Regions from separate parts of the Homo sapiens genome. Here region 2 is linked to region 1. The links are chromatin loops, found by intact Hi-C in ENCODE. Cell type or tissue: ascending aorta. All regions are shown on one strand. Links, peaks and the distances in the headings refer to the core of each region. The heading gives the core; the rest is flanking DNA. Region 1 has its middle 26 kb from the start of TUSC1. Region 2 has its middle 14 kb from the start of LINC01241.

Region 1 (16,350 bases), core at 5,613-10,612:
ATAACAACCATTTTTTTTTCCAGAGGGTGAAAGTGCAAAGAAGGGAGTTAAATGATATGATATAAATACTGGTAGATAAAGATATAATTAGGGAAATTACAGCCAACTTAAAATTCCCTATTATTATTTCCCAGTTACGTGTCTTGTCTCACAGCAGTTGTCATTTTTCCATTCCCATTCCCATCTTTTTTTTAATGCAATGAAGTGTTTTAATGAATATCCTGAAATGATAATATTCTTTATTATGGTTTCAGAATATTCTTTATGTGTGACCTAATGGCAAATGATAAAAGCCAAATAAATATTTAATAATTTCCAATCAATTCCTGTGCTTGGGGCTCACCTAGCTATAAACTTTTCTGAACTTAACATGTATTGGAAGTAAGTAGAAAATTAGTTCGACTCTTTCCTTTAGCTTCTGACACTGCCTCGTTGTGTTTTTATTATTTCTTATTCCAATACCAAATTTCAATTCAAATCTATATCCATCAAATTGGAACTTCTATTTTAAGGTTTTTTTGTTACTTCTATATAAATACTGAAAAATTGTATGTAAGCTTAAGTACTTAAAAAGAAAAACATATTTTAGAGTAAGTAAAGAGACACTAAACATACAAATATATGTATGTTTCCTTTTAGTATACAAAAAAAAAAAAAGTCTATTTGAGTGTTATCACTGTTTTTTCAAAGAAAATTCTTACATACATTGGGATTTGCTCCCAGCATAATAAGCATGACCTCTGTTGGAATTTCTGCTGGTTTCAAATGAGACAATTGTGAATATTCCAGCAGCTTCTGATAGCATTAATTTATGAAAATGTCACTCTCTGACCTTGGCAAATTGCAGTTCAGTTTTTCAATGAACATCTAGTTCTTAGAACTTCAAATTCCATATTATCACTAGAGGCCCATCAACTTGCTTTTTTGTCCTGTGTTCTGGATCTGACATAGAGCTGCTTGTGTCAGATTCTGAGAAAAGACATGGCAAAAAAGCCAAGTCTTTTTTCAACTAAATAAAGATTTTCCTCAAATTCGTAAACACCCAAATATGCTATATTCTAGTGAATTCCTCTTTTGAACGTCATGGTTTGCTGAAGAAAATTAGTAAACACAGTTGAAATCCCCAGGTTTTCTCTATGCCAATTAAAATAAACTGATTTTTGTCTTTAACAGAAACTCATGTTCTCTTTCCTCAAGATGTTTACAGTAAATAGATTTGACATTTCAAATCTGGCTATAATGTAGGTAGCAAACACAGCACTGAGTATGACTTTGAATAGGGTTAATCTTTCACTTGTGACACTGGCGTATGTGCTTCATTTCAATTCTGCTTCCAGGCATTAATGCTAATTGGTCTTCTTACCTGAATATCTGGAGGCGCTACACAAACTGGATGAAGTGGGTACTTGTAAACAGGATTGTACAGAGATCATTCAGTTAGTACTTATATTTCATTGTAGCCTGAGCTAAATTCTTTTTTTATGTTTACATGCACAGTATTCACAGGTCTTATTTTATATTCCAAGCTAATTAATGCTTTTATAGTACAGCAGATAGTAATACATATATTACTGAAGATGTCGTACTGTATCATATAACTAATTGCAAACATGGCTTTGAAATAAAAAATATAAAATATTTTAATAGAAAATGTTATTGTTAAAAATTAAATTTCTTTTGCAGCCTACTGGGGTTTCCTTTGAATAGAAATAATTTAAATATAAAAATACTCATTTTAACTGAGTTTGTTTTTCTTTTGATTAGCTATTTTATTTGAAATTTTTAAAGACACCCAAAATAAGAGGGTTTTAAAATCTCTTAGATTATTTCCACAATGGTAGGGTAAACTGGTAAAGTGAAAATATGAGAAATAAAGAAAAGGGCCATCATCAATTTCAAGAAATCTTCAGCAAAGTATTTGTAAGTTGTTGTTCATTTGTTTTTTATGTTGCCTTATGTTAAAACATTATAACCTGATTTGAGGTATATGGGAAAATTCCTACATAAATATCCATAGAAGTGATAGCAACAGGAAAGTTGTATATGGAAAAAACCTCAAAAAATTATTTTGTATAAGGGGAAACTGAGTCTTAAAGAAGACTGTACAATTGAACCTAAAGCCTAAAGCTGATTAGCAGAGAAATGGGCCTGGGATCGTGTTTCCTGACACATAGTATGATATATTTCTACTACATCAACATTTCCCAGTCTTGCCTGATTTTTAGAACTGTTTAGGACACGTTTTTGGAAATAAAAATTTCCAAGCACTGCTCCTGGAGATTGTGATTCAGTAAATCTGGAATTAGACCCAAGAGTGTGCATTTTTAACAAGCATCCTAGAGGATTTTTATACTGAAGCAATTTTAGGAATCACTGCTTCTGACTATTTTAATGACTGGATTATTTGTTTCTGCTACAATATGGAGTATTTGTTGCTGTTGGCAAAAATGACAGTTTCAGGTAAAGTATAACACATTTCTTACTATCCCATGTATATGTGAAAAAAACCAAAAATTTTCAATGTTTTCAATAAGCAATTTTTTTTTTGCCCATTTAGAAATTAGTAAAGTTGTTCAATCACAGAGTGCAGTTTTGCTTTCTATGATACCTAACCTAACTCAAAGACCCTGAGGACAATCCACTTAACATCTATCCACTTAACACCTGTCTTTAACATGCCTTGACTTCCGCATTTTTGATAACTTTCACAATGTCTCCACTCTAGATGTGGATCCTCAAGGTCACATCCTGAACTTGGCCATCATCTGGAGCTGCTACACATCTGAAAACCTAAATTCTGCTCTTCCAATCTCTGACAACTAACTTCTATTTTTCCAGATGCCATCTACTTTATTCTTATATTTTATTCACTGAGAACCACAAATTCCTCCCCATTTTAAAAATGTTCGGCCTGAACTTCCTTGTACTGTATATACTCTAGACACATTAGCCTCCTTTCAGATTCTTGAACATGACAAACTCTGTTTTATACGCAGAGCATTCTTCTACTAGCTTTCATATGATTTCTTCCCAACATTTCAAGTCCTAACATCAGTTTTTACACTGGAAACATTTTTCATGACTACCTACCTACCTGTAGTAGTTGACCACTAGCTCAACTAACTATCTTCTTGGCCTCCTAATGATGTCCCTCATTTAATAAGCTGTATATATTTTATGTACTTATTTGTTTATTTTGGCTACACAAGATTATAAGTTCTATTAAGAGCAAGGACAATGCTTTGTTTATTATTGTATTTCCAGTACTTAGCATAATGTCTGGCTTTTAGTAGTCAGTCAATATGTTCAATACGGCCATACATTTCTCACACTAACCTGTTACTTTTCCTATACTTTTTGTTTCAGTGAAAGGAACAACTGAGTACCCAAGTAACCAAAGCAGAAACATGGAGTAATACTCTAATGAATGAGTCTACAAGATCTGTCAATGAATTCTTCTGATATGTCTTCAATTGTCCTTCCTTCCTTCTATCCTTCCTTCTTTCTATCCTTCCATCTCCTTTCTTCAAATATTTATAAACTTCCTATGTATCAGGCACAATTCTAGGTTCTTAGGACTTAGAAATGAACAAAAGAGCTAGAAACCCTTGCCTTCAAGGAGTTGACATTCTATATTTCCCATTGTTCAAAGCTTTATTTATTTCTCTGCAGAATTACTCTGGCAGTCCTTCACTTCAAAGGCCTTTCACTGGTCTCCCCACCTTTAGTTTCATACTTCTCAAGTTCAATCTCCACATCAGTCTCCTAAATTTGACAGTATACTTCCTCTTGGTTTGAGTGATTTTTCTTTCCTTCAGAGTAAATACTGATGTATTTGCATTGTTTTGTAAGGTGTTTTATTGTGTGATGCCTGCATACCTTCCAGACCTCTCATAGTTCACAGGCTCTCATTACATATTTCACCATCACAAATAATTCTCAGGGTACAAAAGTCCCTCTCCCAGGTTTACAACAAGGTTCATTTGTTGCATCTGCCTTGTGTATGCTTCTTATCACCTTTTTCTGGCTCACTCCTATCTGTAAATCACAACTCAGCTCATGTTTCATATCCTCTAAGATAAATGCCTCCACTCCTTCTAATTGGGTCCCTTTTTATTTACTTTTAGCACAGAACAGCTATTTCTGTCAAAGCACTGATCAAATAGCACTGTAATTGTCACTTTATTTCTTTAATTAGATTATAAACTCCTTGAGATCAGAAATTTGTTGACTCTCTTATCTCCCAATAAATTGAACACAAACGAAGTTTTACATTCAAATTTGGGTATTTTTTTAAATGTGAGTTATTCTTGGGTTTATAATACTAGATCTCAAAATAGTAACGTCTTTGTATAGTCATGAGTCATGGTGATGATAAAGGCTCTGGTAGGGAGACAGTCTTGCTTTTGTTTTTTTTTGAGATGGAGTCTTGCTCTGTCACCCAGCCTGGAGTGCAGTGGCATGATCTCTGCTCACCACAACCTCTGCCTCCTGGGTTCAAGCGATTCTCCTGCCTCAGCCTCCTGAGTAGGTGGGACTACAGGCACATACCACCATGCCCAGCTAATTTTTGTATTTTTAGTAGAGACGGGGTTCCCTATGTTGGCCAGGCTGGTCTCAAACTCCTGACCTCATGATCCACCCACCCCAGCCTCCCAAAGTGCTGAGATTAGAGGCATGAGCCACCGCGCCCAGCCTAGTCTTGCTTTTTTAAAAAAATATATATTTGCTTTTAAGGCAAATTTGGTGCCTCAAAAGTGTTCTCAGCCAGTAAAAAGCAAAACAAAACAAATTAACTTGATCAATTTTGTTGAGTACGGCTTATGGAGTCTTAAGAACTCAGTGTTAATTTAGGCTGTCTACATAAATTTAGGCTAGCCACCACTCCTGAAATTAGAATCCTTGTCAAAGCTGGACTTCTTGGGAGCTGGATTAGGGATAGGATTTGTCAGAACTGGCTTTTGTGAGATAAAGTGAACTTGATGCTTCAGAAGCGGTGGCTTTGGGAAGCACGTTGGGTTAAAGGACAGGAAGTATTCAAGAAGTGAACTGGTGGGTAAAGGATCTGGAACTAAGGCAGAAGGGCCCGTTGAAGGCAGATTATAGATTTCCTGGACAAAAGTGTGGGCAATGCCAGTATTTTAAATGGGAGCTGTTAAGGATGTTAAGTGGCCTGTTTAGTCACTTTTTCTCCAAATAGCTGCAAAAACTTGGAAAAGGAAGAGAGAATCTTATAGTTACATTACATGAAGAACTGTTAATGACTGGATATTTTAAACAAGTAGTTGCAGTCTAACCTGCAAAAACAGGTATTAGGTTTAGTTTAGTGGCACCAGAGGGCAAATATAAGATTAACATAAGAAATTGCAAAGAGACATACTAGCTAAAATTAAAGAACTTTTTAATGGCTCAGAATGTCCAACAATGGAATAGTAGAATGCATTGCTTTGTAAGTAAGTGAAAATGGTAAGTTGTAAGTTGGTCATTTCATCCATCTGGGGGTTGTAGTGAGATTTCTTCTCTGAGTTAAATGCTTTTGAGTTGGATGACTGTTCATATTCTCCATGTAATTGAATTCCACAATTTACATTCCCCTCTCCCACTTTAGAACTTCATTTTTGACACAAAATTTCCTGATTTCTAAGTATAATGTAGGGGACTACCTACTAATAGTGAACAGGATCCCCAGCTCCTGATGGTTGACAACTGCAAGGAAGATGGGGTCTCTCAGAAACTACTTATAAGAACCAGCCAACATCTGCTCTGTTTGAGACGAGCATGTCAAACAATGAGAAATGCAGAGGGAAACAGAGAGATGATCATGAATCCTCTGTTCATCAAGTAGGCAATGCTAACCTTAAAATGTCTCAGCATGTTTAACCTCTGTAGTTTATTTTTAAATACTATATTTATTTTAGTTGCAATTCTGTTAGATATTCAAATCATTTTCACCTATCCGAAACATATTGTGCAGTGACTCATCAGACATCTGTAGCAAGTAAATATACACAGTGTATTTTTAGAGTAGCAAATATCTGTCTATGCATTTATAGTACAAGTAAAATTAAACCTGATCTGAGAAAAGTGAATTATTCAGCTCTGACCACTATTGCGCCATTTTCACCTTTAGAACTTACGTTTCTATGCTGCAATTTTTAGATCACCTCCAACCTATAAATGCCAGACTTAAATGAAAAATTGTTCTGTTTTTTTTTCTATGGACTATTTGCTAGAGGAGTCCTTCTGCAGTGAATGTTGAATGCTGTTAATTCCTATTTATGGCTTTAATAGCTTTGCATTAATGAAAAAGTCAGATACCCTTTATATACCCACCTCAGGGCTTCATCTAGGAGATGTTCCATTGATGTGAAAAAGAGGCAAATTGATTTCTGCCAAAAATGAGAATGTAGTAAAGAGGCTCAAACTGCATGTGGATAATGAAATGGCTTGCTTTATCACAAATATTTGTTGCATATGTTTTCTACTTATTTCTTCTAATGGCTGCCCCCTGCTCTTCATATAGCTCAAATTTGATGTCTAAATTGTTACATGTGTTGACAGAAAAAGGAAATAAAGAAGATCTCATAATATTTTAGTAATAAGAGAGTTAAATGTAGATATATTATTTCTGCATTTTGATTTGTGCTGTTCAAGGTTATATGAATAACTAAGAAGTTTTCTTTTCAGATGTATTAGACTCCTTGGGACACCTGATCAGGGTCTTAATCACTGCATCTGTAAAAATGAGGTAAGATGTGGGAAACTAAAAACTTTTTACCAAAGAAGTATAGTTTTTTTTTTTTCCTCTTCCCTTTAAAGTATCAGGAATTTCCAAGCTATCAACATTTGCTGAATCTGCCTATGCATAGTTTTCAAAAATAGTCTATGTTTAATTTATTTCCAAAATACTTTCCATTTCAGCAGGTTTCCATGAAGTGAAACATTTACTATAAATGGATAAATTTTGTCAGGGAGCTGCTTCAACAGTGTCCTAAATGAATAGTCAGAGTAAAAGCATAGCACAGATATAGTCAAAAAGAAGTAACCCTCTTTTTTTAGAAAAAAAAAGTGCTAAATTTTAAAGCACAGTTTTATTCTGCAACTTGGACAGTATCCCAGGTATCTTGTTTAGAGTATGTGAGTGCTGCAGAGAAGTCAGAGAGAAAAGATAGAAGCTGGAGTAGAATCAGCTGGATTGGACCCAAGTAGACTAGGCCTACTGTAAAAGTAAGACCACTACGGCTGGAGGAGTTCACCAAGAAACTGACACACAGACTGGGAGTCATGTTGCTGCCAAGGTGGGACCAATACTGATGAAAGGTGCCCAGAGCTAGAAAGAGGAGGGGAGAATCAGAGACTCGCAGACTCAGATTCAAATATGAGATCACAAGATGAAGCAGAAGCCAACTCAAGCAAGAAGTAACAGGAAGAGGGTGATAAGTAACAGCTAGAACATGTACATGAGTCAAGACATGTGTGTTTGCCTGATTCATGAAGCCAGGAAAGGGATAAAAATTCAGGCAGCAAGTGGTGTGGCATTTTATTTTGATTTGAATGTAAGTAGTCATCAAAATTAATGAATAAAAATAGTTATCAGTTTGTATGTATAGACATTTAAGAATATTTCGTACTCCATTTGCAGCTATAAAAATGAATAAAAAAGATTTCTATTAACTGATATGGAGTGATTTTCAGGATGTATTTTCAAGTGTAAATACTAAAATGCAAAAGAATACCTGAATACCTATAGTGCATTGCCTTTTATATAAGAAAAAAAGAGTAAATAAGAAAATAATGAACACATCTGCTCATTTGTGAATAAAGTAATTCAAGTAGTAAAAATAAAAAATGAATGAGAAATAATGAGAATGGAGTGAAAAGAAAAAGGGAATGGGGGTTAGAAGAAAAGGGGAGAGAGAGACATTACTCTAGGTATACCTTTAAGTATACTTCTGCAGCTAAGGATCATAGCAACATTTCACAAACAGAACCAATATATTGATAAACTCAAGCTGGATGTCTTAAGGGGAACCAAAAATGGAATAAAACCATAATGAATAAGCCTAACTCTATTACAGATTAATAACATAGCCCTACTGAAGGGGTCAGGGAAAAATAACAAGATGAAGTAGATTCCAAAAGATTATTTTGACAAGATACGTAAGGATAAAGATAAAAATAATTGTATACGAATAATACTCTAGCTAAATTTTGCTTTACTGGTATATGTATTAGTAATTCTGAAAATATATTATGTAATTGTGTCTTACAGAAATAGACTGTGGGTAACAACACAAGTTTCTCACTATCAGAGAAAGGAGTTACAAATAAGGAAAGTGGAAGGCTAGAATGAACTCTGTGATGTTGGGTTGGAACTGAAAATATTTATCAAAACTCTTGGCTTTTATTATAAGTAATGTGAATAAATAAGAAATAGATGTAGACGTGTGTACGTATGTGTTACTATATACACAAATACTTTCAAGTTTTGTTTACAGAGAAGGCATAACAGCAATAACATCCTAGTAGTAGTGAGAACACCAAATGTCTAGATTTTGGTTTCTAAATGCAATTTTCTAATAAAAACAAACAAGAATCCTTGAGAAAAATGGCTGATTCCAGGGTTGGGCAATTGCTGAGGAAGTCCAAGATGAGTCCAGAATATCTTAGAATGCCAGAAAAGAAGAAAGTGAAGAAACAATTTTTTAAAAAAGATGAGGGTTCACAGGAGCCGGTTTAAAGAATCTCTCAATAGCCCAAACTGGGTTAATTTGGGGAAAAAATTAAATAGTGATAGCTATGAATTTTGGCCCATCAAATAAAATAAATGAGTCTGTATTGACAGAAATAAATAATTGAGTGCATATACAAATAAATGGAATAAAAGAAACATCTCTTTCTTAGAGTAGAATTCAAATTAATAAATATAAGAGAAGCAATAAAAATTCACCACTTGGTAAACAATTTAGTCATACTTATTGCAGTCAGGAGTCATCAGTGAATGCTAAAATTAGTGGAAAAGTTATAATTAGAAACAAGATATTTGCACAGTCTATAGTTATCTTCCCACAAAAAACTTATTAATTTCAAAAGGAAAAATAGAAATGTTATAATAGGGAAACTTGGCAAAAATTATCAAGTTTACCTCATTAAAAGTAAGACATATCATCATCATGTTCATCTTCAAATGATACATTGAGAAGGGCATAATACCGTTTTGAGTATACCTGTCACATATGCATAATCTGAATCTGACCCTGAAAAAAATATCCCCAACTTTAGGAAAATGCTAAAAACTAAATAAATAGTACTCTTCAAATCTGTCAGGGTCATGTAAGACAAAGAAAACTGAGTAACCATCACAAACCGTAAGATAATTAAAAGTCCTGACAACTAAATGCAAAGTAGGGTCTGGAGTTGGATCCTGGATCAGGAAAAGGACACTAATGGGAACATTTGAAAACTTCTAATAAGGTAGAGAGAGCAGTTAACACTACTGTATCAGTGACATTTCTGTATTTATATAATTAAGTTTATGTGAGATATTTTCAATAGGGAAAGCTACATTTAGGGTTTACAAGCACTTTGTATTATTTTTCTAATATTTTAATGTCTAAAGCTATTTTTCAAATAAGAAGCCAGAAGATGATAGGCATCCATAGCATGAACAGCCCAAGTAGTATAGCAGAAAACCATTTGTATTAAATGTAGTATTTAATTAAACTTTTCCACTCATTGACCTACCACATCAGGAGTTTCACTACATTATCCATTAATTGGCAAAATCTTTGGTTTAGTGAATGTTTTCCTAAACTCTAACCATTTATCTGACAACTTCACCAACATGAAAACATTACTTCCATTGGAGCAATTTTCCCCTTTTAGACTTTTCAGGCACAATATTCCACAGAATGTACCCAATGTGGCTAAATAATGTTGGGGACTTGTGTGCCTTTTCACTTTGGTGATAAGAAAAATGTCTGGCTTAATGCCCCGTCATAGCAAGCATTGTTGTCATACAAAATCTACTTAAAGGAAAAAATGTTTTGATTTGAAAAGACTGTTACTTAATGATAAAATGAAAAACTCACTAAGAAGATATAACATTTATGAATCTGTATGTGCCTGTCAACATAGCTTTGTAACATATGTCCTACTTTGTTTTTGCTGCTATATAACAAATATCTGATAATGGTAATTTATGAATAATAAAAACTGTTTTTATCATAGTTAGGGAGGCTGAGAAGAGGTCCATGACCAAGGCTCTGGAACGTTTGTTTTCTGGTTAGGGCTTGCTCTCTGCTTCCAAGATGGAGCCTTATTACTGCAGCCTCCGGAGGGTACCAACACCACATCCTCATATGGAAGAAGGGGAAAAAGGGTTAGGCAGTTCTCAAAAGCCTCTTTTATAAGGATATTAATCCCATTCACATGGGCAGAGCCCCCTCGTGATTTCACTACTTCTCCAAAGTCCTCTCCTCTTAAGAATATCACCTTGGACTTTAAATTTCAACATGTGAATTTTAGAGGAACACATAAATTCAAACTGTAGCAATATACATAGAAAAAATAAGCTAAAAGCTAAATTGATAAATTTCTATAGTAATTAGGGAATTTCAACAATTCTGTCTCGAGATTAATATAATAGATCAAGTGTTTGATCTGTTTCAAAAAGTTGCTTGCTTAGACTACTGTCAGAAATGAAATTTGAGATTGATCTTGAAGGCTATAGACATACAGAGTAGAAAAAGGCATTCTGTACAGTAGACTTTCTAAAAATGTTTTAAAATATCAAGGTTTAGGGCATCATTGCATAATTGTGTCACATATGGATATTTGGAGTAGCTTTCTTTTTCTTAAAGAAACTCATCTGTTTGATAAAATAGGAAAGTATCCCACACTGAAAATCTGTATTGCCATGACTTGCCACCATGTTTATGAAAAGATCTATCTGGGTTTACAAGCGACTTGGAATTTCTTTGAAGCTACTTTGAGATATGCCTTTTAATGCCGGATGTTACAAAAATCCTTTATTTGTAAATATAACCAAATGAAGAGATAAAATTTCCAGATATTTAGCTGTCTTTGTAAAAATAAAAAAAAATTGTAAAGTCAAAATGTTTCCTTTAATCTTGAATTCTAAACTCAGGTATCTAAATACAGATGCAAATTCTTAATAATTATATCTGATTGCATTAAACAAGGGCTACATAATCAGGATGATTTCCTTTGATCTTTCCTAAAACTGCAGGTATTTATTGAGCTGTCTCTGTAACTTTTGATGTACCTATTATTATAAATTATAAAATATTATTGAATATTTCAGAATAGATTATCCTGGAATATGCCCTGTCACAAAGCGTAGGTCCCAGTTATCAACAAACAAGTCTATTGAAATAAGGACTTTTCATTAAAAGTTAGAACTCTGTAGTATAAAAGTACTTATTTGTCTCATTCAGATCTCTCTAAGAGAATAGGCACCTCATTTGTCTTGCACCTCATTTGTCTTTTTTTTTGGAGACAGAGTCTCACTCTATAGCCCAGGCTGGAATGCAGTGGTGTGACCTCCGCTCACTGCAACCTCCTCCTCCGGGCTCCCAGCGATTCTCCTGCCTCAGCCTCCTGAGTAGCTGGGACTACAGGTGCGTGCCACCACGTCTGGCTAATTTTTTGTATTTTTAGTAAAGATGGGGTTTCACCATGTTAGCCAGGATGGTCTCAATCTCCTGACCTTGTGATCCACCCGCCTCAGCCTCCCAAAGTGCTGGGATTACAGGCATGAGCCACTGTGCCCAGCCCAAACTAGTCTTATTTATCATTTTATCCTATCACCTAAGGTACAAATGAAATAACTATTACTTTAATATATGAACAAATGAACAAACTAACAAGCAAATAAATACATTCATAAGTTGCAACAGGAAAACCTTTCTATTAAAAAATGGATGCTTTATTTTAAAGCGAAAGGTACCCAGACCTTTGATTAGGTTCCTGACCATCACTGACAGATATTAACTCTAAAGACAGGTCAGGAGGACTTTTTTGTCTCTCTTTAAAGTTCCCTGGGTTCCAGAAGAGATGAAATTTCTGAAGAACCAAAGTATATTCCAGATCTCTTAAAGGTAAAAGGAGAAGTTGGTCACCCTATGTGGCCCGAACCCAGAGTTGTGATGCAGGTTTTAATTCTGTCACTCTCTAAAGCATTTGTCTAGGACTATATAACAGCAGACTATTTCTGAGTACTACTAGCCTAGGGACAAGAGAACTTTGCAATGTTCATTCTTTAACTGGGGTCTTTAAGTCTTCTGGAAACTGTATTTTGAATCTGTATGCAAATTCTAACCTCTTTTTTATATTTCTTACTTGTCCAGGCTTGAGCCATAGTTGCAAAACCAAGTTCTTGCTTCCTTCGTGTTTAATGCTTTTTACTTAGCCTTCACTAAGACCCTTCTGTATACACTCTGTGCCCCTATCCCACGCAAGAACCCTATTTTCTCCGACTTTAGAAAGGAGAAAGAAGGAAGGGAAGGAAGTCAGTCTAGACATCCACATTTATTTCTTTGGGTTAAGCACCACGATGTCCGAGAAATTTCTATTTAAATCAAAATAGCACAAGGAATCTCAACGATGAAAAAACATAATTTTTTTTTATTTGAAATAGTTGACTAATTACATAGCCGTCCTTCAAGGAAGAAAGGAACTAACATAAGAATAGATTACCAGGCATCCAGAAAATAAGGAATGCTAGAAAAAGAGTGAAAAGTGCAATTAAAGAGAGATAAGAAGACTCCAAAATTGTTCCTTATCTTAGATATTGTTCCCTGAATTTGTATATGTGCAGAATATGAATTCACCTGAAGTCTTTAGAAGATTGTAACATGTCTTTGAAGCTCCAATTCTATACCAAGCAAGTTTATAGACTTAAAACCCACAATATTTCATTTTATTTGGGGCAGAGGAAGACAGACCTTTAATGACTCTATTCATGATAATGATCTGAAAAAGAGAAATAACGTTTGGCAGTATTTGGATTTTTTAATCAAGTTTTAATAATGGCTATGAGCCAAATAAAATAAAAACTGTTTTCTTTTGTATTTTTCTGTCTCTTCAATATATAAAATTCCATTTTGCTAAAAACTACTAATTTATCTACCACATAAAATGTGACTTTTCATAACTGCAAAAAAATAGTGTACACATCATTTGAAACTGAAATGAGAAACTGTATATATGAGCAATAAATATAGTAAACATGTTTAAATGTAAATGTAAAACACAAACCTCAGACAATGAGCCTACATGAACATTGTGATATTTAGACATTTGTCAGACAGCCTTTTTCTGTTTTGACAGCCAAATGAATGCTATATATAGAGGGACTGTCTTTGGAAGATAGACTTCCTTGCCTAGTTTCCTTTACTCTGAACAACTGCAAGACATTTCAATGTGTGGGAAGCATCTATGGTACAGAGAGTTGGAAAACATTCAGGCAGAAAGTATCAAAACAGTCAAATACTTGCAAATCCAATATGCTCATCCATAATGATTCATTCTCTATTTAAAACACATTTTCAAAGTCTAGGACAATTCCAGCTAACAAAAGCCTTTTACTTTTGAGCTTCTTACAAACGAGCTTAAGTAAAAAAAAGGAATATAGAATCTAAATTTTAACAATTTATGGTTCTAGATGTTTTTTGTTATAGTGCTCCTCGTATGTGAGACAAAATTTAACTTCAATCGCCATATCTTTACATCGTCTGTAGCCTTTGTTCTTATTCTTTTTCTTCCTCTTTTGTATAAAGCTACAAGATAAGAAACCAGGAATGCAACTTTCTACATAAAAGAAAGCTGTGATTCCCAGAATCCTGGCTTAAATTTGATTTATATTCTCAGTGTGGGTTCCACTATATCTAGCTGGAAATTGTTTTTGAGATACTTGGATGTGACAAATGGTGTGAATTTTAAATTTGTGAAAATAAAACAATATTATCATTTATGGCTATGTCTTAACAATTTTTCCCCTTTGTAATTTTTAAGAGAGTTGGGCTCTAAATGAGTGTATTTTCTCCTACACTCTGCTCAGGCTCTGCTTTTGAGGATAGCTTGTTTGGGTTACTCTACCCCTAGAGAAGTAAATTTAATATATCTTCTTTCACTTTTGATTAAGTCAAGTGAGATAATTGATGGAATGAATATTTTTAAGCAGTGTAGAGCTATCATTTAGAAGAAAAATAAGATCTTATAAAAGGCATGGAAAAAAATAATTAAATCTGGAATATGTTTTAGGTTTGGAATTTTATTAAATTTGCAAACATAATAGATATTTCAAATATCATATTAAAAATTTCTTTCAGATCTAACCAAATAAAGGAAACCCATTAAAAAATGTGGGTGGAGTAAGAAGACTGTATTTTTTTAAAATAAAATCTTCCATGTGTTTTTCAGAAAAGAATAGTGTGTTTATAATTAACTTCTTTCAAAGCATTTGGGGACTTAGAAAATGGCAACATATACAACCCCCAATATTTTAGGAGTAAGGTCTTTAGATGGCATTATGTATAATCTTTAAGATCTATACATTTTCAAATGATTGCAAACAAAAATGAGAAAAGCTAGCTCTTCAAAGATTTGGGAATGCAAACACTCTTCTAGGTTATATCACAAAACACAGTCATTTGCTTTCATTTAAGTCATAGCTTTTCTCTGCTTTACAAATGCACTCAAAATGTCTTTACTTTTTATTTCATTCAGATGCTTATTTAAAAAATGCAACCAACCTAAAAATAGCCATAAAATATAAAGCATTATCAAGAATATATTAGAAATTCATAAACAATGAAACCGAAAAATGGCAAAGACTTACACAGGTACCTCACAAAAGAAGATATCCAAATGACCAATAATCATATGAGTAAGTGAGAAACTGCATTGGTCATCAATGACATGCCAATTATAACAAAAATTTGATAATGTCATTGATAATAACAAATGGCTAGTATAATTTGAGGATTTATTAGTAGTATCCTGATGTCTAAACTGAAAAAGATAGGTATTCCAAATTTCAGCCAAGCTATTTGTAAATTAGTACAACATTTTGGAAAAAGTGTTTGGCAGTATCTACTAAAGCTGAAAAACAAGTCTATGACACAGCATTTATTGCTCTAGGTATATAACTATTAGAACTTCATTCTAACACCAAAAGATATGTAAAAGAATATTCCTAACAGTATCAATAGTAATAGCTTTAACTGAAAACTGCCAAAATGTTCATCAGTCATAGAATGAGTATAAAAATTGTGGCATATTAATACAAAAAAAGTTATACAGTAATGAAAATGAAAGTAGTACAATTTGCAAAAATGTAAGTGAATCTCACATATGTGGTATTAAGCTAAAAAAATCAGACAAAAGGAGTGCATATTTTATGAATCTATTTACATAAAGTTCGAAAACAGGTAAACCTAATCTGTGATTCTAGATGTCAGAATAGTGGTTATTTGTGTCACAGGCAGCAAGGGAGGATATAGAAGAGTTCTTCTGGAGTGCTGATTATGTTGTATTTATTTATTTGAGAATAGTAATATGGATGTATCACATAAAAATTTATCAAGCCATGCACTTATGATTGAAGGGGGAGGAAAGTTATGTTCAATAAAAACAATTTACATTAAAGAGTAATTATTAAAAGTAAACAGGAAGATTTACACCCAAGAGGTATATAGGAATGTGTTTAAACAGAATCATGCTTTTTGAAAATTTATATGAGTAATGTCTCAATTCCTTTTATGCTGCTATAACAGAATACCACAGACTGGGTCATTTATGAAGAACAGAAATTTATTTTTCATAGTTCTGGAAGCTGGGAAGTCCAAGTTCAAGCTGCACGTGTCACCTCCTCTAGTGGAGCAGTTTTGGGTCAGTACCTTTGCACACTTGAAGCTCAGTTTAGGTGCCACTAATTTTAAGGCTACAGGTATGGATAAATCCCTCAGGCGTAGGCTTAGTTTTCTCATACATAAATAGAGATGACATGAAATTAAATGAGAGAAGGTAGGGAAAGGAGATGGTTGATTCAAATTTACCAGTCTGGAGAGAAGAAAATCTTTCAGAATGCTTTCTGTTTTATTTGCTCTTTACAAGCAAAGATTATTGCAAATTGCTTAGCTCTTTTTAGAATATAAAAACCCTCAAAAATATTATGGATTATTCAGTGGAATTATTTATAATAATGTACTTAAAAGATAGGATGAAACAAAGTATCTTAAAATAGTTTAATAATCATGATATTTTTATAAAATAATGATGTGCACAGGTGATCTAAGACTTGTTACTACATAAGACAGCAATAAT
Region 2 (16,350 bases), core at 5,458-10,457, 61 kb after region 1:
GGTAGTTTGTTATGGCTGACTAACACAGTCTGAAAGGTGGAGATAGGAAGGCAGAGTGGCTAGGGATCTTGGGGTAAAAGAATCAATATGGAAAAGTTGACAACCTAGGAATGCCAGTGGATGCAGACAGAAATGACCCAACAAAAGCTTACTTTCTATAGCTAAAGGACCAGGAGAGGGGTCCTATAGCTAAAGGACCAGGAGAGGTGTAGTCTGGTCCCTTTCTAAATATATTTAAAAAAACCTTTTAGATAACTGCCACACTCTAGCCAAATACCACAGAAAAATCTGGTTCCACCCTGTCCCCACCAGCAAAGGCAGGTGGGAACATACACTTCCACCTTCATCAGGTTGTAACAAGGACATTTCTTTCTAGCTGTATCAAGTCATCTCTAGTTCTTCCTAGTTGGGTCGTATCAGAAGAGGCCAAGTGAATAGTTAGGCCACTAGCCACCACCCAATGATAGGCAAGGCCACACCACAGTGATATCAGTGGATGTCATATGGGGAACAATATCAAGGAAATACTACCCTTTCCAGACAAGGCAGTTTTATCAGAGGCCTATAGGGAGCCAGTATTCCTACACTCACCAAGCAGTAATGAGAAGCCCTTCCTTCCTCTGGTGTCAACAGTGACCAAGTGTAGAACATTGACTTCCATCCTCTATCCCAACCTGACATTAATGAGGCAGTATTCCTCTTTACTCCGCCATAGCGGTATCAGAGGAAGTCAAGTGAAACTGAAGTTCAAATAACATCCAAAGTCTTGTAACTTAATACCTAAAATGGTCATTTTTAAACAGAAAATCACTCATCATACAATGAACAAAGAAAATGTCAAATTAAATGACAAAAGACAAAAAATGGACACTAACTCGGAGAGTACAGAGGTTAGTACCACCTGATAAATATTTTAAAGCAGCCATCCTAAAAGTGTTTCTAAAATCAATTACAAAGATAATTGACAAAAATCTAAAATCTCAATAAAGAAATAGAAAATATAAAGAAAAACCAAATTAAGAATTAAGAGATAAAAATACAACAAAATAAACAAATTCACTGTGAGAGCCCAATAACATAATACGGGACAAAAAAGGAACAATCAGTGAACTTGAAGAAACAATAGAAATTATTCAATCTGAACAACAGAGTGAAAAATAGACTGGAAATGAAATAAACAGGCACTCAAGGACCTGTAGGATCACAGTGGAAGATCTAACTACAAATCAAAAGAGCCCTGGAAGAAGAGAAAAGGTAGGCATGAAAAATTTTGAAAAATAATGGTTGAAGACTTTTCAAATTTGGCTAGAGAGATAAATCAACAGCATCAACAAGCTGAGTGAACTTAAGACAAGATAAACCCAGAGTATCTACATAAAGGCATATCACAGTCAAACTTCAGAAGACTAAAGAAGATAACAAAAATATATCAAAAATAGCAAGAGAAAAATGCTACCTATATAGGAAAATAATTTTAATAATAGACATCTGATAAAAATAATGAAGGTCAAAAGTTAGTGGCACAATATTTTTCAAGAGCTGAAGGGAAAGAATTGCCAACTCAGATTTCTGTAGGCAATGAAAATAGCTTTCAGAAATGAAGGGGAAATGATAACATTCTCAAATAAAGAAAACCTAAAAGAATTTGTCCCCAGCCAGTATACCTTAACAGAATTTTCAAAGGGAGTTATCTAAACACAAACAAAATAATAAAAGGATTTTTGTAGTATCAGCAATGAATAAAAAGCAAGAACAGAGTAAAAATGTGGGTCGATACAATATATTTTACTTTTCCCTTCAGTTTTCTAAGTTATGTATAATAGTTGAAGCAAAAATTAGAGCATTCTGTGTTGTGGGTAAATATATGGTTCTAAATAAATGTGGAGGATATATTTGAAATGATTATAAAGAGGGGAATTAAAGGGATTTAAAGAGAATTAAAATTTTATACTTGAACTGATAAATTGCTGACACTCATGGATTCTGGTAAGTTATGTATAATACCTAGAGCAATCAAAAAAATAAGAAGGTATGCAAAGATATATACTCAAAACACTGCAGATAAACCGCAATAGAGTTCTAAAAAATGTCCATGTTATTCACAGTAAGACAGAAAGAAAGAGAAAAATAAAAACAAAGAGAACAGGGAATACAAAATTAAGTGGAAGAATTAATCCCAAACATAACAATAATTACATTAAACATAAATAGTTTAATTACATCACTTAAAAGGCAGATATTAGGAGAGTGAATTAAAAAGCAAATATGACTCGAATATAAGAATCTCACTTCATATAAAATGATATAGGTAGGTTAAAGTAAATAAATAGAAAAATATATATCCTACAAACATTAATAAAATCAAGCAGAAAAAAGTCAACTTTACTACTTCATCTGATATGAATATAGCCTAAAATGGGTAATAGTCTGGGTCATAAAACAAACCTCAAGAACTTTAAAGAGTTGAAGTCTCTAGGGAGTACTTAGTGAACTGAATAAAAAGTACAATACAACACAGCAAGAGAATTATGACACAGCTAAAGCTGTGCTGAGAAAAAAATTATGTCATTCAATGATTACATTAGAAAAGAGGACATCTCATGTCAATAATCTAATGTCTTACCCTAAGAATCCAGAAAAAAATAAAAAATACATACCAACCTAGAGAAGAAATAAGAGAACAATTATTGGAGTACAAATTAATAAAACTGAAAACAGAAAAATCAATACAATCAAAAATTATTTCTTTGAAAAGATCAATAAAATTAAAAAATACATAAAAAGATTTGACAAAAATAAAAGAGAGAAAATACACAAATTACCAACATTAGGAACAAAATAAGGATTATCTCTACAGACCTTATAGACATCAAAATTATAAGAAAATACTATGCACGACTTTGTACACAAAAGTTTGAATCTTGGATAAAATGAACTTTTTTTTTTTTTCTTTGAGACAGGGTAGGGTCTCACTCTGTCATCTGGGCTGGAGCAGAGTTGCAGGACCTCAGTTCGCTGAAACCTCTGTCTCCAGGGCTCAAGTGATCCTACCACCTCAAGCCTTCTGGGTAGCTGGGACTACATGCTACCAAGCCTGGCTAATTTTTATTTTTTGTAGAGACAAGGACTCGCTATGTTATATGTTACCAAGGCTGGTGTTGAACTCCTGGGCTCAAGCCATCAGCCTGCCTTGGCCTCCCAAAGTGCCGGGACTACAGGCATAAGTCACTGTTTCTGGCCTAATTTTTTAAATACACACAGACACACACACACACACACACACACACACACACACAAACTACTATAACTTACCCCAAATAAAATGCTATTTGAATAGTCCTATAATTATTAAAGAAATAAAATTAATAATTTAAAACATGCCAAAAAAGAAAACTTCATGCCAAATGGTCTTACTAGAGAGTTATACCAAGCTATCAAAGAAAAATTAATATTAATTCAATGCAACCATAGGGACAGTGGCATCAGCAGGATGACAGACTAGGAGGTACCAACTCGCAGCTCTTTCGCCAAACAATGAATAAACAACTACATACAAACAAAAATAGCTCTGGGAAATGTTCACGCTACAACCAAGAAGCTCAGAAATCTTGTGGAGCACAAGAACTTAGGATGGCCACACAGAAAAGAGTAAAAGCATCTGTTGCATCATCCCATGCTTCATTCCAGAGAGCTCAAAACTGAGAGAAATTTCTCCAAAGGGGTTTTCCCTGAAGGAAAATAAAAGAGAGCGGGTGAACCCCAGCAATCTTTCTCGCTGCTACAGTCATCTGCAGCTTTAGCCACCAAGGACCTCTGCAGTCTTTCCCAATGCTGAGGCCAGCTGACAGAGCTGTCCAAAATCCATGCTGGAGTGTTCTCTCAATAGAAAGAGCCACAGGAGTACCTGTGTCTTGGATCCCTGTGCATTCCCACTCCATGGAGGACAGTATAATAGACATGATACAAAGAGAATTCTCCCTGGCCAGAACTTCCCCCACTGGGGAAAAAGACAAGTGCTAGGACCACAGTAGACTTTACCACCAAGGATACTAACAGCCCTAGTAGCCACCACTGCCACAGACACTCATAGCCTTAGTTTCTGAATATTCCTACAGTCTTTACCAATGTTGACCTCAGCTGACAGAGTTTCGCAGAGACCACACTGTTGTGCTCTTTCAGAATTGGAAATGCAGCACCCCAACCAGGCAATGCCCTTGCAACTGCCTGCAGGTGAAGTCTTTCTCCATTGAAACCAGTTTGATAGGCTGGAAGAAGTGACTACTCCCTCAAATGCACAGACATCAATGCAAGGCTACAAGAAACACAAAAGTGGAAGAAAACATGATCGCACCAAAGAAACACAACAATTTTCCAAAAACCGACCTAAAAGATGTAAAGATCAAAGAGTTACCCCCCTCCCCAATTTAAAATAATCATTTAAAACTATCTCAGTGAGATATAAGAGAACACTAATAAACAACTCAAGGAACTCATGAAAGCACTACATGAACGAAATGCAAAGTTCAACAAAGAAATACAAATCATAAAAAGAAAGAACCAAATATAAATTCTGGAGTTGCAGTGTACAATAAATGAAATGAATATTCAATAAAGAACTTCAATAGATGACTCAATCAGGCAGAAGAAAGAATCTGTGAAACTTTAAGACAGATGTTTTGAAATTATCCCGTCAGAGGAGAAAATCAAGAATTTTGAAAAAAGAACGAAGAAAGTCTACAGAAGTTATGGGATACCATTAAGTGAATCAATACAGGTACTACTGAAATCCAGAAGAAAATATAGAGAAAGGAACAGAAAGCTTATTTAAAGAAATAATGGCTGAAGAGTGTCCAAATCTTGGGAAAGATGAAAATATCCACATTCATGAAGTTTAAAGTTCCAAAACAGATTCACTCTAAAGAGGGCTTCACTGAGACACACGATAATTAAATTTTCAAAAATCAAAGAAAAAGACAATTTTGTAAACAGTAAGCAAAAATTAACAGGTCACATGCAAGGTAACCTACATAAGGCTATTAGCACATTTATCAGCAGAAACCTTTCAGGCCAGGACAGAGTGAGGTGATACATTGAAAGAGCTGAAAGAAAAAACTGCTAAGCAAGAATACTTTATCTGGCAAAGGTGTCCTTCAGAAACGAAGGAAAGATAAAGATTTTTTCAGACAAATAAAAGCTGAAGGAGGTCATCACCACTAAACCTGCTTACAGAAAATGCTAAAGGGAGTTAGTTATTCAAGTCAAAATGAAAGGGTGTTAATTAGTAACATAAAATCATGTTATATGAAAGCATTAATTTCACTGGTAAAGGTGGATATATACTCAAATACAGAGTACTCTACTATTGTAATAGTGGTCTGTAATCCACCTTTAACTATCTCATATAAAGGTTAAAAGACAAAAGAGCCCAAAAGAGCCACAGCTACAGTATTTTCTCAATGGATATACAATACGAAAAGATTTAAACTGTGACATCAACAATATTAAATGTGTGGAAGGGTATGAGTAAAAGTGTAGAACTTTGTATGTGATTAAATTTAAGACGTTATCAACTTAAAGTAGAATGTTACAACTATAACATATTTTATTTAAGCCTTTTTTAAGGTTACTACAAAGTAAAACCCTATAACTGATATAGAAAATATGAAAAGTAAAGAATTAAAACATACCATTACAAAACATCATCAAAAGGGAAGACAGCAAGAGAAAAAGAAGGGAACAAAAGAATTATTAAAAAGTCAGAAAAAAATTAACAAAATAGCAATTAATAATAACATTTAAGTAAATTAATTAAATTCTCCAACCAAAATACATACAGTGGCAGAATGAATTTTTTTTATTTTTAAGGAGTCAACTGGGGCAGCAGGGCCAAGATGGCAGACTAGAAGCAGCGGTGATCTGAGGCTCCCATGGAAAAGATCCAAAACAGTGTGTGAATCCTGCACCAGCAACCGAGGTATGCAGGTTCTGTCATTAGGACTGAGTAGGTGGCTGGCATGACCCAGGGAGAAGAAGGAAGAGCAGTGTCATGTGGCAGCCCACCTGAGAGCCACAAAGGTCAGGGGAGCCCCCAACCCCAGACAAGGGAGGCAGTGAGTGAGCATGCTACCAAGCCTGGGAAACCATGCTTTTCCCACGGAATTGTGCAATCCAAGATCGGAAGATCCCACTCGTAAGCCCACGCCACCAGGGCCTTAAGTCCCAACCACGAAGCCCTGCAGATTCTCACTCAGCTAGAATTGGCCTAAGCCAGTTGAGTTCCCAGGGGGAGGAGCGGCCATCACCACTGCTGCGGCTGCCTGCTGTCTAAGCCTTCTGAGCTCCTTGGGGGAGGTGCAGCAGCAAACATTGAGGCTGCAGGGCCTCCCTGCAGGAACTGTAACTCCAGCCAAGGGCTCAGGGATAGAACTGTGATCTCCCTGGGCCTGAGCCACTATAGGGAGGGGTGGCCATAGTCTCCATGGACCAGCAGACTTAGTCTTTCCTCCTGGTAGCTCTGAGGAATCTGGGCAGCCCAGATGAGGGGGTTTCCCCTCAGTGCAGCCAGCACACCCCCTCCACCAAGGGGCAGCCAAAGTTCTTCATTAAATGGGTCCTGCTTCCCATGCCACCCAACTGGGTGAGACCCCTCAACAGGGGTTGTCAGACATCCTATATAGGAGCGTCCCTACTGGCATCAGATCAGTGACCCTTGAGGTCAGAGGTATGAGAGGAAAGAGCAGTCACCCATCTTTGCTCTTCTCCAACCTCCTCGAGTGACATCTCCAGGCGTGGAAGTGAACCAGATGAATAGGGCCTGAAGTGAACCCACAGCAAACCACAGCAGCCCCAGAGAAGAGGGACTTGACTATTGAAATAAAAAGAAACACAAAGCAACAGCAACAGCATCAACGAAAAATGTACCCATGAAAACCTCATCCAAAAGTCAGCAGCCTCAAAGATCAAAACTAGACAAATTCATGAAGATGAGAAAGAGTCAATGAAAAAACACTGAAAACCCAAAAGGCCAGAGTGCCTGTTCTCCTACAAATGTTTGCAACCCTTCTCCAACAAGGGCAGAACTAGACGGAGGATGAGATGGATGAACTGACAGACGTAGGCTTCAGAAGGTGGGCAATAACAAATTTTGCTGAGGTAAAGGAGCATGTTCTAACCTAATGCAAAGAAACTAAGAACCTTGATAAAAGGTTACAGGAGTTGCTGACTAGAATAACGGTTTAGAGAGGAACAGAAATGACCTGATGAAGCTGAAAAATGCAGCATAAGAACTTTATGAAGCATACACAAGTATCAATAACTGAATCAGATAACTTCATGAAGCATACACAAGTATCAATAGCTGAATCAATCAGGTAGAAGAAAGAATATCAGAGATGGAAGACTGTCTTGCTGAAATAAGGCAGGCAGACAAGATTAGAGAAAACAGAATGAAAACGAATGAACAAAACCTCCAAGAAATATGTGACTATATAAAAAGACTGATTGGAGTACCTGAAAGAGATGGGGAGAATAGAACCAAGTTGGAAAACACACTTCAGGATATTAACTTCCCCAATATAGGAAGACAGACCAACATTCAAATTCAGGAAATACAGAGAACCCCACTAAGATACTCCATGAGAGATCAACCCAAAGACACATGATCATCAGTTCACCAAAGTCAAAATGAAGGAAAAAATATTAAAGGCAGCCAGAGAGAAAGGCCAGGTCACCTACACAGGGAAGCCCATCAGACTAACAGTGGATCTCTCAGCAAAAACCCAACAAATTGCTACTGGAATTTCTCCAGGATCACAATAATATTTAGTCATGTGTTTCTGAGAAATAATTTAATTCCCTAAACAAAAATAGGTGGAATTTATCTCAGAAGTTTCCTCCTTTCTATCATTCAAAACTATGGAATAACACTGTTTATTACTTGTTAAAATCTTTATAGGAGACTGTGAAATTTGTATATTTTCCATATGGGATTCGTTGCGGTATGTTTTTTAAAAGCTTTCCATTTGTAAAAGTTTTGACCAATAAATGTGTTTTTATGCCTGAAAAAAAAAAAAAAAACCCAACAAGCCAGAAAAGAGTGGAGGCCAATCATCAACATTTTTAAATAAAATCATTTTCAGCCCAGAATTTTGTATCTGGCCAAACTAAGCCTCATAAGCAAAGGAGAAATAAAATCATTTTCAGACAAGCAAATGCTGAGGGAATTCATCACTACCAGGCCTACCTTGCAAGAGCTACTGAAGGCAGTACTAAATATGGAAAGGGAAAACTGGTACCACCACAGCAAAACACACAAAAATATAAAGACCAATGACGCTATGAAGAAATGGCATTAACTAGTGTGCAAAATCATGATATAACATCATGTTGACAGGGTCAAATTCACACATAATAATAGTATCCTTAAATGTAAATAGGCTAAATGTCCCAATTAAAAGAGACAGACTGGCAAATTGGATAGAGTCAAGATCCACTGATGTGCTGTATTCAAGAGATCCATCTCATGTGCACAGACATACATAGGCTCAAAATAAAGGGATGGAGGAAAATTTATTAAGCAAATGGAAAGAAAAAAAAACAAAGGTTGCAATCCTAGACTCTGAAAAAAGAGCCTTTAAACCAACAAAGATCAAAAAAGACAAAAAAGAGCATTACACAGGTAAAAGGATCAATTCAACAAGAAGATCTAACTATCCTAAATATGTAAGCACCCAATACAGGAGCACCCAGATTCATAAAGCAAGTTTTAGAGACTTACAAAGAGACTTAGATTCCCACGCAGTAATAGTGGGAGACTTTAACACCCCACTGTTAATACTAGACAGATCAACAAGACAGAAAATTAACAAGGATATTGAGGACTTGAACTTAGCTCTGGATCAAGTAGACTTAACAGATATCTACAGAACTCTCCACCCCAAAACAACAGAATATACATTTTTCTCAGTGTCACATGACACTTACTTTAAAATCGACCACATAATTAGAAGTGAAACACACCTCAGCAAATGCAAAAGAACTGAAATCATAAAAAACAGTCTCTCAGACCACAGTGCAAACAAATTAGAATCCGGATTAAGAATCTCACGCAAAACTACACAACTATATGGAAATTGAACAACCTGGTCCTGAATGGCTCCTAGGTAAATAATGAAATTAAGGAAGAAATCAAAAAGTTCTTTGAAACCAATGAAAACAAAGAAACAATGTACAAGAATCTCTGGGATTCAGCTAAAGCAGTGTTAAGGGGGAAACTTATAGCACTAAATGCCCACATCAGAAAGCTAGAAAGATCTCAAATAGACACCTTAACATCACAATTAAAAGAACGAGAGAAGCAAGAGCAAACAAATCCAAAAGCTAGCAGAAACAAGAAATAACTAAGATCAGAGCAGAACTGAAGGAGATAGAGACACACAAAACCCTTCAAAAAATCAATGAATCTAGGAGCTGTTTTTTTGAAAAAATTAATAAAATAGGCCACTAGCCAGACTAAAAAAGAAGAAAAGAGAGAAGAATCAAATAGACACAATAAGAAATGATAAAGAGGATATCACCACAGATCCCACAGAAATACAACTACCATCAGAGAAGACTATAAACACCTCGACACAAATAAACTAGACAATCAGGAAGAAATGGATAAATTCCTGGACACATACAACCTCCCAAGACTAAACCAGAAGAAAGTCAAATCCCTGAGTATCCCAATAACAAGTTCTGAAATTGAGGCAGTGATAAATAGCCTACCAACCAAAAAAGGCTCAGGACCAGACAGATCCACAGCCAAATTCTACCAGAGGTAGAAGGAGGAGCTGGTACCATTGCTTCACAACTATTTCAAACAATTGAAAAGGAGGAACTCCTCCTTAACTCATTTTATGATGCCAGCATTACCCTGATACCAAAACCTCACAGAAACACAACAAAAAAATAAAACTTCAGACCAATATCCCTGATGAACTTTGATGCAAAAGTCCTCAATAAAATACTGGCAAACCGAATCCAGCAGCACATCAAAAAGCTCATCCACCACGATCAAGTCGGTTTCATCGCTGGGATGCAAGGCTGGTTCAACATATGCAAATCAATACATGTGATACATCACATAAAGAGAACCAATGACTAAAACCATATGATTATCTCAATAGATGCAGCAAAGGCCTTTGAGAAAATTCAACATCACTTCTTGTTAAAAACTCTCAATAAACTAGGTATTGATGGAACATATCTCAAAATAATAAGAGCTATTTATGATAAACCCACAGTAAATACCCTACTGAATGAGCAAAAGCTGGAAGCATTCCCTTTGAAAACCAGCACAGAACAAAGAGGCCCTCTTTCACCACTTCTATTCAACAGAGTGTTGGAAGTCCTGGCCAGGGCAATCAGGCAACAGAAAGAAATAAAGGGTATTCAAATAAGAAGATAGGAAGTCAAACTGTCTCTGTTTGCAGACAACATGATACTATATTTAGAAAACCTCATTGTCTCAGCCCCAAAACTCCTTAAGCTGATGAGCAACTTCAGCAAAGTCTCAGGATACAAAATAAATGTGCAAAATTCACAAGCACTTCTATATACCAACAATAGACAAGCAGAAAGCCAAATCATGAATGAACTCCCATTCACAATTGTTACAAAGAGAATAAAATACCTAGGAATACAGCTAACAAGGGACATGAAGAACCTCTTCAAGGAGAGCTGCAAACCACTGCTAAAGGAAATAAGAGAGGAAACAGACAAATGGAAAAACATCCCATCCTCTTGGATACAAAGAATCAATATCATGAAAATGGCCATACTGCTCAAAGTAATTTATAGATTAAATGCTATTCCCATAAAACTACCATAGACATTCTTCAAAGAATTAGAGAAAACTACTTTAAAATTTATATGGAACCAAAAAAGAGCCCACAGAGCCAAGACAATCCTAAGGAAAAAGAAGAAACCTGGAGGCACCATGTGATCTGACTTCAAACTGTACTACAAGGCTACAGTAACCAAAACAGCATAATACTGGTACCAAAAACAGACATATGGACCAATGGAACAGAATAGAGACCTCAGACATAAGACCACACACTTACAACTATCTGATCTTTGAAAATCCTGACAAAAGCAACCAATGGGGAAAGGATTCCTTATTTAATAAATGGTGCTGGGAGAACTGGCTAGCCATACGGAGAAAACTGAAACTGGACCCCTCTTTATACCTTATACAAAAATTAACTCAAGATGGATTAAAGACTTAAATGTAAAATTGAAAACTATAAAAACCCTAGAAGAAAACTTAGACAATACCATTCAGGACACAGGCATGGCAAAGATTTTATGATGAAATTGCCAAAAGCAATTACAACAAAAGCTAAAATTGACAAATGAAATCTCATTAAACTAAAGAGTTTCTGCACAGCAAAAGAAACTATCATCAGAGTGAACAGGCAACCTACAGAATAGCAGAACATTTTTGCAATCTACCCATCTGACAAGTCTAATATCTGGAATTTACAAGGAACTTAAAGAAATGTACAAAAAAAAAAAACCAAACAACCCCACCAAAAAGTGGGCAAAGGATATGAATGGACACTTCTTAAAAGGAGACATTTATGTGGCCAACAAACTTATGAAAAAAAGCTCAACATCAGTGATCATTAGAGAAATGCAAATTGAAACCACAATGAGATACCATCTCATGCCAGTCAGAATGGCGATTATTAAAAAGTCAAGAAACAATAGATGCTGGCGAGGCTGTGGAGAAATGGGAACACTACACTGTTTGTGGGAAAGTAAATTTGTTCAACCATTGTGGAAGACAGTGTGGCTATTCCTCAAGGATCTAGAACCAGAAATACTATTTGACCCAGCAATCCCAATCACTGGGATTCCTTGGGATAACCAAAGGAATATAAATAATTCTATTATAAAGATACATGCACACGTATATTTATTGCAGCACTATTCACAATAGCAAAGACATGGAATCAACCCAAATGTCCATCGATGGTAGACTGGATTAAAAAAAAATGAGGCACATATACACCATGGAAATCTACGCAGCCATAAAAAGGAATGAGATCATGTCCTTTGCAGAGGCACAGATTAAGCTGGAAGCCATCATCCTCAGCAAACTAACACAGGAACAGAAAACCAAACACCACATGTTCTCACTCATAAGTGGGAGTTGAACAATGAGAACACATGGACACAGGGATGGGAACAACACACATCGGGGCCCCTTGGTAGGCAGGAACGAGGGGAGGGAGATCATCAGGACAAACAGCTAATGCACGCAGTGCTTAAAACCTAGGTGACAGGTTGATAGGTGCAAACCACCATGGCACACATTTACCTACATAACAGTCCTGCACTTTCTGCACGTGTATAGATTCAATGCTATTCCAGAACTTAAAGTAAAAAAAAAAGAAAAAAGAAAAAGCCAACTCTATGCTGCCTATAAAGGATTTACCTTAGCTTCAAAAACAGTAATGGGCTGAAAGTGAAAGGATGGAAATATACATTTCATACAAGTAGAAAACAAAAGAGAGAAGGGGGTATATAAACTTATGTCAGATAAAATAGAAGTCAGTCAAAAAGTGTACCAAGAGAAAAAGAAGATTACTCCATAAGGATAAATGGGTCAATCTATCAAGAAGACATAATAATTATAAATATATACGCACCCCAAAATGGAGTGCCTAAATATATGAAGCAGAAGAGAGATATAGCAACATGATAATAGTAGGGGACTTCAATACTCCACTTTCAACAGTGGTTACATCGTCCAGACAAAAAGTCAGAAAAAGAAACATTAGATTTGAACTGTAATTTAAATCAGATGGACCTAACAGACAAATATTAAATATTTCTTCTAACAGCAGCCACATGCATATTCTTCTCAAGCACACATGAAATACTCTAGGATAGGTCATACTTTAGGCCACTAAGCAAGTCATAACAAATGTAGTAAGATGAAAATTGTATCAAACATCTTTTCTATCCACTAAGCTTTGAAAGTAGAAATCAGTAACAAGAGGAAAATTTACAAATATGTGGAACTTAAAGAATACACTCCTGCACAAGCAACAGACAAAAGAAAAATATCAAACAGGAAATGAAAAAGTATATTGAGTCAAATGAAAATGGAAATGCAATATACCAAAATGTGTGAGATGCAGCAAAAGCAGTTCTAAGAGGGAGGTTTATACCTCAAGAAACTAGAAAAAGAACAAACTAAGCCCAAACAAACTAAGCCCAAAGTTAGCCCAAACTTCTTTCCCAAAGGAAAAAAATAATAAATATTAGAGCAGAAATAAATGAAATCGCGAATAGAAAAAGATAAACAGAACTAAGAGTTTGCTTTCTGGAAAGCTAAAAATGGATAAAATATTAGCTAAAGAAAAAAGCTATGTCTCAAGTAAAGTATAAATGAAAGTGGAGACACTACAAATAATACTACGGAAATGCAAAGGATCATAAAAGACTACTATGAGCAATTTTATGCCAACAAATTGAATAACGTAGCAACCAATATTTTATAATAAATCTCTCTCTCTTCCCCCTCTCTATTTATATCTATTCACACATATCTATATTCTATTATTTCTGTTTCTCTGGATAACCCTGATTAAGACAAGTTTATACATTTGAAGGCAGTTTACCATAGTCTTCGGACCCGAGCTATTGCTGCGGAAAAATTTAACTCTGTCCTGCTTTCCAATGCTATAACTGCTTGTGATGGTGGTGGCGATCATTTGTTTTTATCTAGAATCTAACAGGATTATCTTTTAATTTATGTTTTTCTGAAATGTGATGATAATGTGTCTCTGTGTGAGTTTACTTTTATTCACTTCTTCAGCATTGGAGGAGCATTTTCAATATAGCATTTTATGCACTTTAATTATCAAAATTTCCTTATGCTACCTTTTCTCCTCTGTTTTCTCAATCCTCTGTGCAAGACATCATTAGTGTAATTACAGATGGCAAATAGGAATGATAAAACCAATAAGAACTCTTAAAACTTGTGCTCAAAGGGGGAATACACCCATCCCTTCTGTTCATATTTCATTAGTCAAAGCAAATCACATAATCAGGGTTTATGTCAATGAGGTGAAATTAACCATCCTCCCACCAGGAATGGGTCTGGTGGGGAGGGCCAGTGAATATTTTGCCAATAATAAAATATACTACACTCAGTGCCTGTTCATATTTGATCATCGGCTTTGCAGGCACAACTTAGAGCTGATAGGTTAGCTTCACTGTGTAGTCACTGAATGAGGAGTCACGTATTTAACAGTGGAGAATGCACAAGTTAGTACATAGGGTATTTTCCCCCTATGATTATCCAGTTTCTTTAGAAAGGAATCCTTGACTCCTGCTTCATGTAATTTTGCCTGGCCATAGTTGTTCCAGAAGCAAAGAGGACTAAGTGAGCAGGCCTTCAATAAAATATCTTATTTTAGTTACACATCTTGCTCCTGTTTTTCAACATACATGAGTCTATAGTTTCCAGCTTCTTCTACTAAGTTTCCTCAGAGAGTAAACCTTTGTTCTGCCTGGGAGCATTCACCTGGTTAGGTGGCATTATGGAACAATCTGGATTTAAGTCTTTTATATATAGATGCACAAATAATTACCCCATTTCTGGTTATGCACTCACTACTCTTCCTAACTGGGAAGAGTATCTCCAATCTCTGAACTTTTAAAAAGTCCCCTGCCATGAAATGGTTTGGCTCATTATCAGCATTCTCCTCACCATGCACTTAACGTTTCAGTTCTTTCCAGCCAGTTGGATTTGTTATAACTTTTCCATTTGGTTTCCAACTGATCTCCCATTGTCTCCACTTCCATAATCTTTGTCCACGTGGGTTTTACCATTTTATATTCTTTATTGTCAATTTAGTGGCCATTTGAGAGGAAGCAGAGATAAACACATGTGATTTAAAGTCAAAGTGTAAAGGTTTAAAGAGTATAAAAGGGAGTAGAATTGTTGAAGAGTTTTGAAAGAAGTTGGAAGAAAAGGTAAAAATGTACTAGAACAATGTTCGAATGAACACTGAGACAAATGAAACTTGAGGTTGATGACAATGAACAACGAAGAGGGAAAAGAATAAATATAAACTTGAAAAAAGGAGCAAAATTCCTTAACATAATGAAATGGACATAATAAATGTGAATAACCAACAGGTCATAATTACTATGGAAGATAAAAATATAATAAAATAAGTAAAATAATATCTTAATAATAACCTTAATGAGCTTTTATATATTTGTTTTTAAACACGAGATGAAATTATATTTAAAAAAAAACCTGTAATAGGATTTAGACCCAAGGGTGGAAAATATGTTTTGTTCATTTTTAAATTCCCACTTCCAAGCAGAGTGCTTGGAATGTAATTCAATTGCTGTTGCTTGAAGGCCTTAATGCCTTCATGATTTAACATAATTGAGGGTCACAATACCAATTTAGTAATTTTAATTCACCAAATTTGTGCAATAAGAATCTGGCATCTGCAGAGTTATTTAGACAGTATATGAAAACACAACATAGGCTGTATTTGGTAAAGGATCCCATGTTCAGGGAAATATGATAATATTTACATGAGTCTTTCATTTGCAAAACATTTTATACTCTTTCTAAAATTGCTCAACTTTATTCTTTGTTTAATAATTACTGCCAGGATTTGAGGTAGGACCACTTATGTAAGAGAAGCATAAAGTTTTATAAACTTTGAACAAAGTTACAGGAACTTAGATTTATTTGTTGTAGACATATGTGTTCATTCAAAAATATATACATATTGAACACCTATGTTTCTGGCACTCATGCATGTTTTAGTTATAGCGATGAACAAAACAGTGAGACATCCTTTTTCTAGTGAAGCTTATATAGTAACGGTGTTGACAGCTGTTGTGAGACCTCGGTTCTTGTCTCCTAAGCTTAAAAGAACTTAATTAAGAGATACATGGCAAAGCAGATGCAACATAACTTATCGTGAAAGAAAAAGAGTACTTTGAAAGTTAAGTGCAGAGTAGACAGTACACCCCGAGAGAGTTCAGGGTGGGCTACTCGTAAGGATGAGACAGCAAAGACTGGCACTAGGGAGACTCCTTTTGTGGAAGTCTTACATGATTAATCATAAGGAGGTGGGAAGAGGTGGGTGCACATGCGCAGTAGCTGTACATGCTTGTTTATACATTGCATGTCTCATTAGCATCTTAAATCTCCACCCAGGGGTGTGTTTTTTACCATCATGATGAGCAAAGGGTCAGTCTGAGGACAGGTAAAATCAAAGTGTGCATGCTGTCTACAGGGGAAATTCCCTACTGAAG

The links. Hi-C counts contacts between places; a loop is a spot of excess contacts. Peaks named below come from ENCODE experiments on the same cell type or tissue, not always from the same donor. Only the 100,000 strongest peaks of a DNase experiment are listed, where the experiment ranks them.
Region 2: a loop joins it to region 1, with 3 times the contacts of the local background. A loop is called at or near these places in 2 of 110 quality-filtered maps.

What each region holds. Positions count from the first base shown.
Region 1 is chr9:25,696,735-25,713,084 of GRCh38, forward strand. No RefSeq gene overlaps it. Among named protein-coding and RNA genes, the nearest start is that of TUSC1, 26 kb to the left of the region's middle. In ascending aorta, for the core only: no CTCF peak of the experiment used is centred there; no DNase peak of the experiment used is centred there; H3K27ac peaks cover 408 bases.
Region 2 is chr9:25,757,621-25,773,970 of GRCh38, forward strand. No RefSeq gene overlaps it. Among named protein-coding and RNA genes, the nearest start is that of LINC01241, 14 kb to the right of the region's middle. In ascending aorta, for the core only: no CTCF peak of the experiment used is centred there; no DNase peak of the experiment used is centred there.